2 separate regions of the Mus musculus genome follow, and region 2 is linked to region 1. A link is a contact called in ENCODE Hi-C or POLR2A ChIA-PET data. All regions are on one chromosome and are shown on one strand. Each heading gives the region's core, a stretch centred on a gene start or an enhancer-like site at or near the end of the contact. The rest is flanking DNA. Distances are from core to core; before and after follow the strand shown.

Region 1 (3,515 bases), core at 440-2,939:
CTGTATATGCTATTAAAATAAACCGAGCCAGCAGTTTGTTAGTCTTGAAATTGTCCCCTTATAGAAACGAAAGGAAATCTGATGACTATAGTTGGAACACTCAAGTGACAAGCTGTTAAATCAATGGTCCCCACAGCAGAGTGTGTTCATCCTAGGGACAAATGAGATCATCGATTTGGGAGCAGGAAGAGGAGATGGAACATAACCTCTGCTTTAAAATCTCCAAACAGAAGTTCTTCTTTTAGCCTAGGTGTCATGTGAGGCGTTTGAGAGAACAGCAGCTTCTCTAAAGCTCTTATGATGACTATTTGACTGCACCTTAATGCTAAGACCATTGATTTGGTCAGTCACAACCCACTGGCTCATATTTATTTTACAGAGTACACCCACAAAGGAACCACATTAAATTCATTACTGGCAGAAATAAGGGCTTTCAATCTTTCGCTAAAGTTGTAAAAATGCTTTTAGAGTCATTTTTTAAAATGCATACTACAGCGAAACAGACACCACCGAAACATCTGATATTCTTGTTATTAGGGTCACATGCATAATTAAAATTATGACATTAAAATTGTAACATAAAATATGGCAAACGCTAAACAATCAAGACAGCATAGTGCAAAACCCAGGGACTCTTGCATGAGGGACAATCGTTCTACCAAATGAACTACATTCCTAGCTCTACCTATCATTTTCAAGTCTCATTTAAAAAAAAAAAAAAAACCAAAACCACCTACTATAAGCATGTCAAGCGTTGATTATTTTGTGAGACCCGGCATCAGATGGCGCTCACGACTAAAGAGAGCCAGAGTCCGCCAACAGGCACTGAAAATGCCTGTTCTGCCACTATGCTATCCTAGTGTCAGGGTCAGGTCACTTTCCCCAAGTCTCATACTTCGTCGCTCGTGATGTGGGGATAGGAAGAGGCACGAAGGCTTTTCATCCCTAGCCGTCTTCCTCTCTGACCACAGTGATTGGGGCTGGGACAGATCGATCCCTACTGCGGATCTCTGAGTGACTCGGAAGAAGCAGGTGAGGCAAGGGCACCGGTGGCGGTTACGACAAGGAAGCGTCCGGGACAGATCACTTTCGGTCCCACCCACAGCTACGGGCACTGAACCAGTGGCCCGGCAAACTCTTGGATCCCGTGGTTCCGTCATTACTGAGTCCCCGAACTCTCAAAAACAAAAATTCACACTTAAAAATAAATCAAGCTTCACGGAAGAAAAGGCGGCTCCTACAGAGCCCTAGGCGAGCGCGGTCAGCAGAACTCAAGCTCAGCGGTCTCAGAGCCTCCGGGCTTCTTACCCGCAGCGCGCTACCGAGGGGTCACGTGACACCTCGCGGCCCGCCTCCCAGGCGGCGCAGGTGGACGCCCCTCGCTACGTCACGTGGGCAGTTCCATCCTTGCCAGGGCGGGGGGAGATCATCCGTGGTGCAGATGTGAGGAAAGCTCCATTGTGCCGCGCGTGATCCTCCCAGGACAAGAAGGACGGCTTGCGACGCACGGACTGCTGCCCTAGAGGTCTCCGCGGCCGCTTCTCTCCCTCCGGCCGGCTTCCTAGTGGTCTCGCCCGTTCCGCCCCGCCCCGCCGGGCTGCTCACGTGACCGGCGCGCGCTCCCGCGGGGCGGGCTTCTCGGGGGGCGGCGCCGCAGGGACGCAGTGCTAGACGGAGCCTGCTTTGCCGCAGCTTTTCTCCCGGACGCCTGGGCTGAAGACACAATGTCGGGCTCCTCCCGCCGACTGCTCTGGGCCGCCACCTGCCTCGCCGTGCTCTGCGTCTCGGCCGCGCAGCCCAACATCACCACCCTGGCTCCCAACGTGACCGAGGTGCCGACCACGACCACCAAAGTGGTCCCGACGACGCAAATGCCCACCGTGCTACCAGGTGGGCGCCCGCCGCACGCGCCGAGCCGGTGGGGACTCGCGCAACATGGCCGCCCGGCCGGAGGACGGCGGCCCGACGGGGTGGGGGGCGAAGGCGACAGGCGAGCTAGGCCGCGAGCGTTGCCCTCAGAGGCGCCATCCCCCCAAGCGCCTGGTAACTCCGCGCCGCAGCTCGGGACGGCGACGTGGCTTGCTTCCGCGGTGGCAGTTAGGAGTAATTGGACGAGGCGACGCGCCCCGCGGTCGGCGGGGTGCGCAAACTTTGGGCTCGTGGGACAGACTCTTGTCCTCCCCTCGAAACTTCTCCGGAAGTTTCTAATGAAGGAGTTCGGGATAGGTGGGGGACATTTAGAGATGAGTTGGGTGTCCCTTTGCCCCCTCCCACCAGCGAGCCTCCTGTAACTTCACGTTGACTTAGCTGAGCGGTGTTGGCTGTATCTGAGATTTGAGTGGTAAGGGAAGAACGAGGCTTGTGGCGGATGATGAGAAGTGAAACCTAGGGACATATAAAGAGCAAGATGTGATCTCCCGGGGGCCTGTGTTTTAAGGCTGTGGAGTTAGGTTGAAATTCAGTCTGTCCGTTTTTCTGAAATCCGATCAAGGAACACGCCTTTTGTTCAACTCTAGGGTTCGTTAAGGCTTGTACAAATTGGCATAGGCCGTGACGACGCAAATGAGACAGAAGGTAAATTTGAAGTAATGAGGTGAAAACACGACGTGCTTTAAGTTGGTTATTGCTCTTAATCTAGTAACTGCGCTTCTCAACCTAAAGATTGACTTGTCCTAGTGCCTTCTCTAGGGTTTTGGTTTTTTTTTTTTTTTTTTTTTTTTAATATGAATAAAACTAAGTAGTTCCCGATTTTTTGTTAGAAGGATGCTAGGGTAACAGATATTTTTAAATGAACAAAGTAAATTACAGAACAGTTCTGGGAATCTCTATCACGGTTAAAGTGATAAAGTAAAATATTGTTTGACTCCTACCTACTTGACAATTTCCTCCCAGACTTGTAATGTGTGGGTTCTTCATATTGTTTTAAGAGAAGCCTGGAAATACAAGTTAATTGCCTTGTATAATTGAAATGCCCACAGAGGAGATAACTTGTGTTTTCTGGCAATTACGGGGTTAGCTGCAGCATTCCGAAGGCTGCATCCATTATCAGGCTACACTGTTGTGAACAGCGTGTCTTAAGAACGAGTACTTTATGAATGGTTCTTCGTGTCCTGTTTGCAGTAAATACGTGTTGAGATCCAGGGCTTCAGCAAAGGAGAATGGTGCAGGCGACTAGTTTCTAGAAAAGAAAGGAACTTAGCTCCATTCTGGCCTGCTAAATTCTAATTTCTGGATTGTTTGGTTTAGTGTTCCCGAAGCCCCAACCATACAGTTGTTTTGTTGCCACTTTGTAACTAATTGTGTTGCTTGTTTTGAATCCTAATGTAAATATGATAGGCAGATGGTCTTAGCAGGCCCCTGTGAAAGGGCTGTTCCACTCACCCACACCCCCAGAGGGGTCAGGACCCACAGGTTTGGATTGCTGTCGGGCACATATATGACAGTGGCCCCTTTAGGAGCATTTCCAGGTTGTAGAGAAGACTGTGGAAGTCAAATCACCGATGAAGACAAAATCT
Region 2 (3,515 bases), core at 328-2,827, 79 kb after region 1:
ATGCTGGGAGAACCTGAAGGTCATGTCTACTTTGGTATGTTAGCCCCTTGTCTCAGGTATGAAACCCAACAGTTTCTTCTGAGAAGGACATTGAAAGCAGGCAGTAGGACACTCAGTCTCCAGCCCATTCCTGGTCACGCTGTGAGGGCAACTGTTGGGAAGCAGAGTGGTTTCCCTAAAACAGGACCAGACAGAACCCTCTATGGCTGGAACCAAACCACAACGGAAGAAAGAACAAACCCTTGGGCTTTCAGAGTAAAGGTCAATTCAGTGGCCAACTTGGTGACTATCTAGCAGTCTTTACAGCTTTACAGCTCACAAACTAAACTAAGCTACAGATCCAAAGCTGTTTGTCAATAAAAAGTAAGAAAGTCAGCATGAAGCTTTGCACTCTGCTAAATTTATATTCTAAACCCAAGGACTGTTGGCAGAAACAAGCAAATGCTAAGTAAAAGAATATGTTCACTCACTATAATTCCCTGAGATATTCTCTATGGATTCTGTATGGATACACCGTGCTAAGGGTGGGAAACACGTGTAATCTCTGCTACAGCCCGTTGGGCCCCTTCTTGGCTGAATTCATCTCACACTGGAGATGAATTGGACAAAGTTGGTAAGTTTTGGTAATTTAGGAGTAACTGGAGCTGGCTGCGGGTGGGGGGAGGCTCATGACTGTAATCTGGGCACTAGAAGGCTGGTCCAAACTCAAGGCTGTCCTGTTTACAGAGCAAGTTCCAGGCTAACAAGGGATACAAATTAAGACTTTCTTTCAAAACGAAATAAAAGGATCATTAGAGTTGGACTGGTGAATAGGCTGACGGCTCAGGAGGCTAACTAAGATAGAAGGATCCCAGGTTCAAGGCCTGCTTTGGCTACTCAGTTTCATGATTTCCTAGGGTACATAGCAAGATACTAGTTCTGTTGCTGATGCCCTTTAATTAAAAGCAACAGGCTTTTAACACTCCCCCTAACACCCTCCCCCTTTACAAATCCAGGGGTCCTTAGGCCGACTCTTTTTCTTTCTCATATAAAACATTTTCTGGAAACATGAATATTAATCCAAACTCAATCCAAATCCATTAAAATCCTGACTAATCAGCCACATAAAACTTTTGTATGCATCAAACTTGAGGAAATGCTTCCTGTAAGACCAAGGTAGAGTTTATTTAAAAATCAACCCCTGTAGCCAGTCCTAGGAGCGTCAGGTGGTCAGTGAAAGCTGTCCCTTTGAAAGGTAGAGCGGAAAAGGAGAAATGAACTCTTCAGAATAATGATCTTCAGAAACACAAAAGCTTTAATCCCTATGACACAAACTGAGGCTGTTTAGGAAATGTCGTGAAAAACCTCAGGAGCACCAGGGCAGACTTCACACACACAGGCACACACAGGCTTTGCAAGAAACGTTTGGTAGCCAGTGTGCCGGATCTATCTGCAGCCCTATTTTAGGCTGGTTCTCTAATCTTGCTAACCGTGGCCTCCCTGAATGGGGCCTCTGCAAGCACCTGCTCAGCAGAATCCAGTTGGCAGGAACAGTACTTCTCTAGCCCTTACCGGAGGAGATGTCTCATGGCTGCATCGAACTGCAGCAACGTCACCTCCCTGCGGAGGAGGAGGGCCTGGGCCACCTGGCTCGGGTCCTGGGGTCTCTGGAGACTGTCAATCATTTTCTGCAGCTCTTGAAGTTCATTCCCTAGAAAGCAGGCAACAACTCAAGTCAGACTGTGAAATACAGACTGCCGAAGCCAACCCATCAGACTTGCCTTTCACCTCCGGGACCAAGTAGTCACCCAAATCAGACTTCCTTTGTTTGTGGACGTGCTAATTATATGTCTTGCAAGACCAGCAGCTTTGGAAACCAGGTCTGATTTAGCTACCCTTCCTTCTTTCCTCTGGGGGATAGAAACACCCTGGCTTTAGCACAGTAAGAACATACTGTTCAAAGTCTGAAATCAGCAAAGCCATGGTCTCAGAACAGAAGGAGTAAGAAATGGCATGGGATGAGGAGGTCCTCAGAATACCCACTAGGGACTTCAAGTTACTGTCAGATAGAGCCTACATTCATTTTCATTGTCATGCCGAGAGAATCGGCTTCCCTTTGTCACCAGTGCATGGACTGAAAGACTCGAGTCAGAAAGCCAGTACAAAGATGCGATGCATAGACATACTTGTACACACATATATGTGTATACATATTCACATATGAACTTCTAGGCGATTCGAGCCATTTCAGGAATTGAACCTTTGCCACAAAAGAAGGATCCACAGATAAAAACTGGAAAGAGCAGCTTTCTGGAACACCCGGGCTGGGCTGAGGAACCTGGCCTGCACCTGGCCTTCTGCCCTTGGCTCAAGGAGGGAGATGAAACCGGAGAGCTCAGCAAAAAAGAGCAAACACGCAGGAGCCCGTCAGGGCTGTGTGTTCAGGGCTATCTGAATATCAGCTGTCCAAAAAACGTTTGTCAGCTTCCGCTGAGGGGGGTGACAGCTTTCCACCCTGGGACAGGACAGGCTGTGAAGCTGTGGTCAGTGTCCCTCCATGGCAGCCCAAGACGGGCATTGCTCAAGGACATTGATGAGGGTGCTTCCTCTCTTGGCAGCCATTCCAGACCCAAGCAGCCTTCTTCCTACCTGGCCAGTGCTGGGCCTCCTCAGCCCTTCGCACACCAGGAAACAGAGGACTATGGGAATGAAGCTGTGTGTGTGAGTTTGACCAGAGCTGTTCTAGCCTTGAGAATGGCTGTTGGTACTTGCGACATTTTCATGTGACGTTGGGGAAGATGAGCGGTCCAGGTTCCGTGTCCCACTGTTATTCTACACATGACAGATAGATGATTGGGGTTTTCCCAGTCCCAAATAATTGGGTCTAATCATCACATAATAAACAAACAAACAAACAAACAAGAGTTCTCTGAATGTGATAGCTCCATCGGGCTACAGAGAAGTTCCCAATGAGAGGGAAGTATCAGGAACACAAACTGCAGAACTTTTGAGGTGCATGGCAGGAGCAGAGCTGGTCACTGAGTGCCATTTGTCTATGGCTTGTGGTTTTGGTCTACAAGCAACACATCTTCAGGCAAGTGGCAACCAAACGAAAATTTTTACAGCCATCTGTGGTCGCTTGTAAAAGAAAATAAATAAATGAAACCCCGCCTACCCTATGAGTAAAGCACCATAGAGATGTAAATATACAAAGTATTTGGGTCCAGGTTTTGAGGACGTGGCTGTAGATAAAGACAGCGCCCTTGGAGTGCCTGGCTCACAGTGACTTTCTCCATTTTAGCACGTCCATTGTGCTGCTCTCTTTTGGTTGTGATCAAAACACTTGTATGTGACAAAAATCAACTAGAAACAGACAGAGGCCTGAGTTAAAACCTTGAATCCCTGAAGCAGAGCTGCACAGTAAGCAGAGGCCAGGGCTGAACAGGAGTCCCCCAGCACACAAGAGTTGATGAACGCAATTGTGCGATGTTAAGAACCTGCCCAGCAAAGGCAGCCATCAGCAAACCAAGCAGCCC

Evidence for each region. A loop is a pair of places that touch in the nucleus more often than their neighbours do. ChIA-PET counts read pairs that join two places held with the same protein, here RNA polymerase II (POLR2A).
Region 2: a map of gastrocnemius shows a loop between it and region 1 (8-fold over the local background). The contact joins the enhancer-like site here to the promoter of Cd164 in region 1. A Hi-C loop is called at or near these places in 9 of 37 maps with a recorded cell type or tissue (CH12.LX, gastrocnemius, heart and 1 more). POLR2A ChIA-PET finds 5 or more read pairs at or near these places in 5 of 5 experiments (Patski and embryonic stem cell).

What each region holds. Positions count from the first base shown.
Region 1 is chr10:41,517,811-41,521,325 of GRCm38, forward strand. Cd164 (CD164 antigen) reads left to right here and starts at 1,690. Exons shown (of 6, transcript NM_016898.2): 1 at 1,690-1,890. The coding sequence starts at 1,725.
Region 2 is chr10:41,596,866-41,600,380 of GRCm38, forward strand. It overlaps Ccdc162 (coiled-coil domain containing 162), which reads right to left. Exons shown (of 48, transcript NM_001358562.1): 30 at 1,552-1,690. Among named protein-coding and RNA genes, the nearest start is that of 5730435O14Rik, 31 kb to the left of the region's middle. Within about 2 kb of position 1,578, at least 2 of the 3 ENCODE cell types and tissues checked have a DNase peak (open chromatin) inside an H3K27ac peak, as active enhancers do; they include gastrocnemius and heart, where a contact is called at or near this core.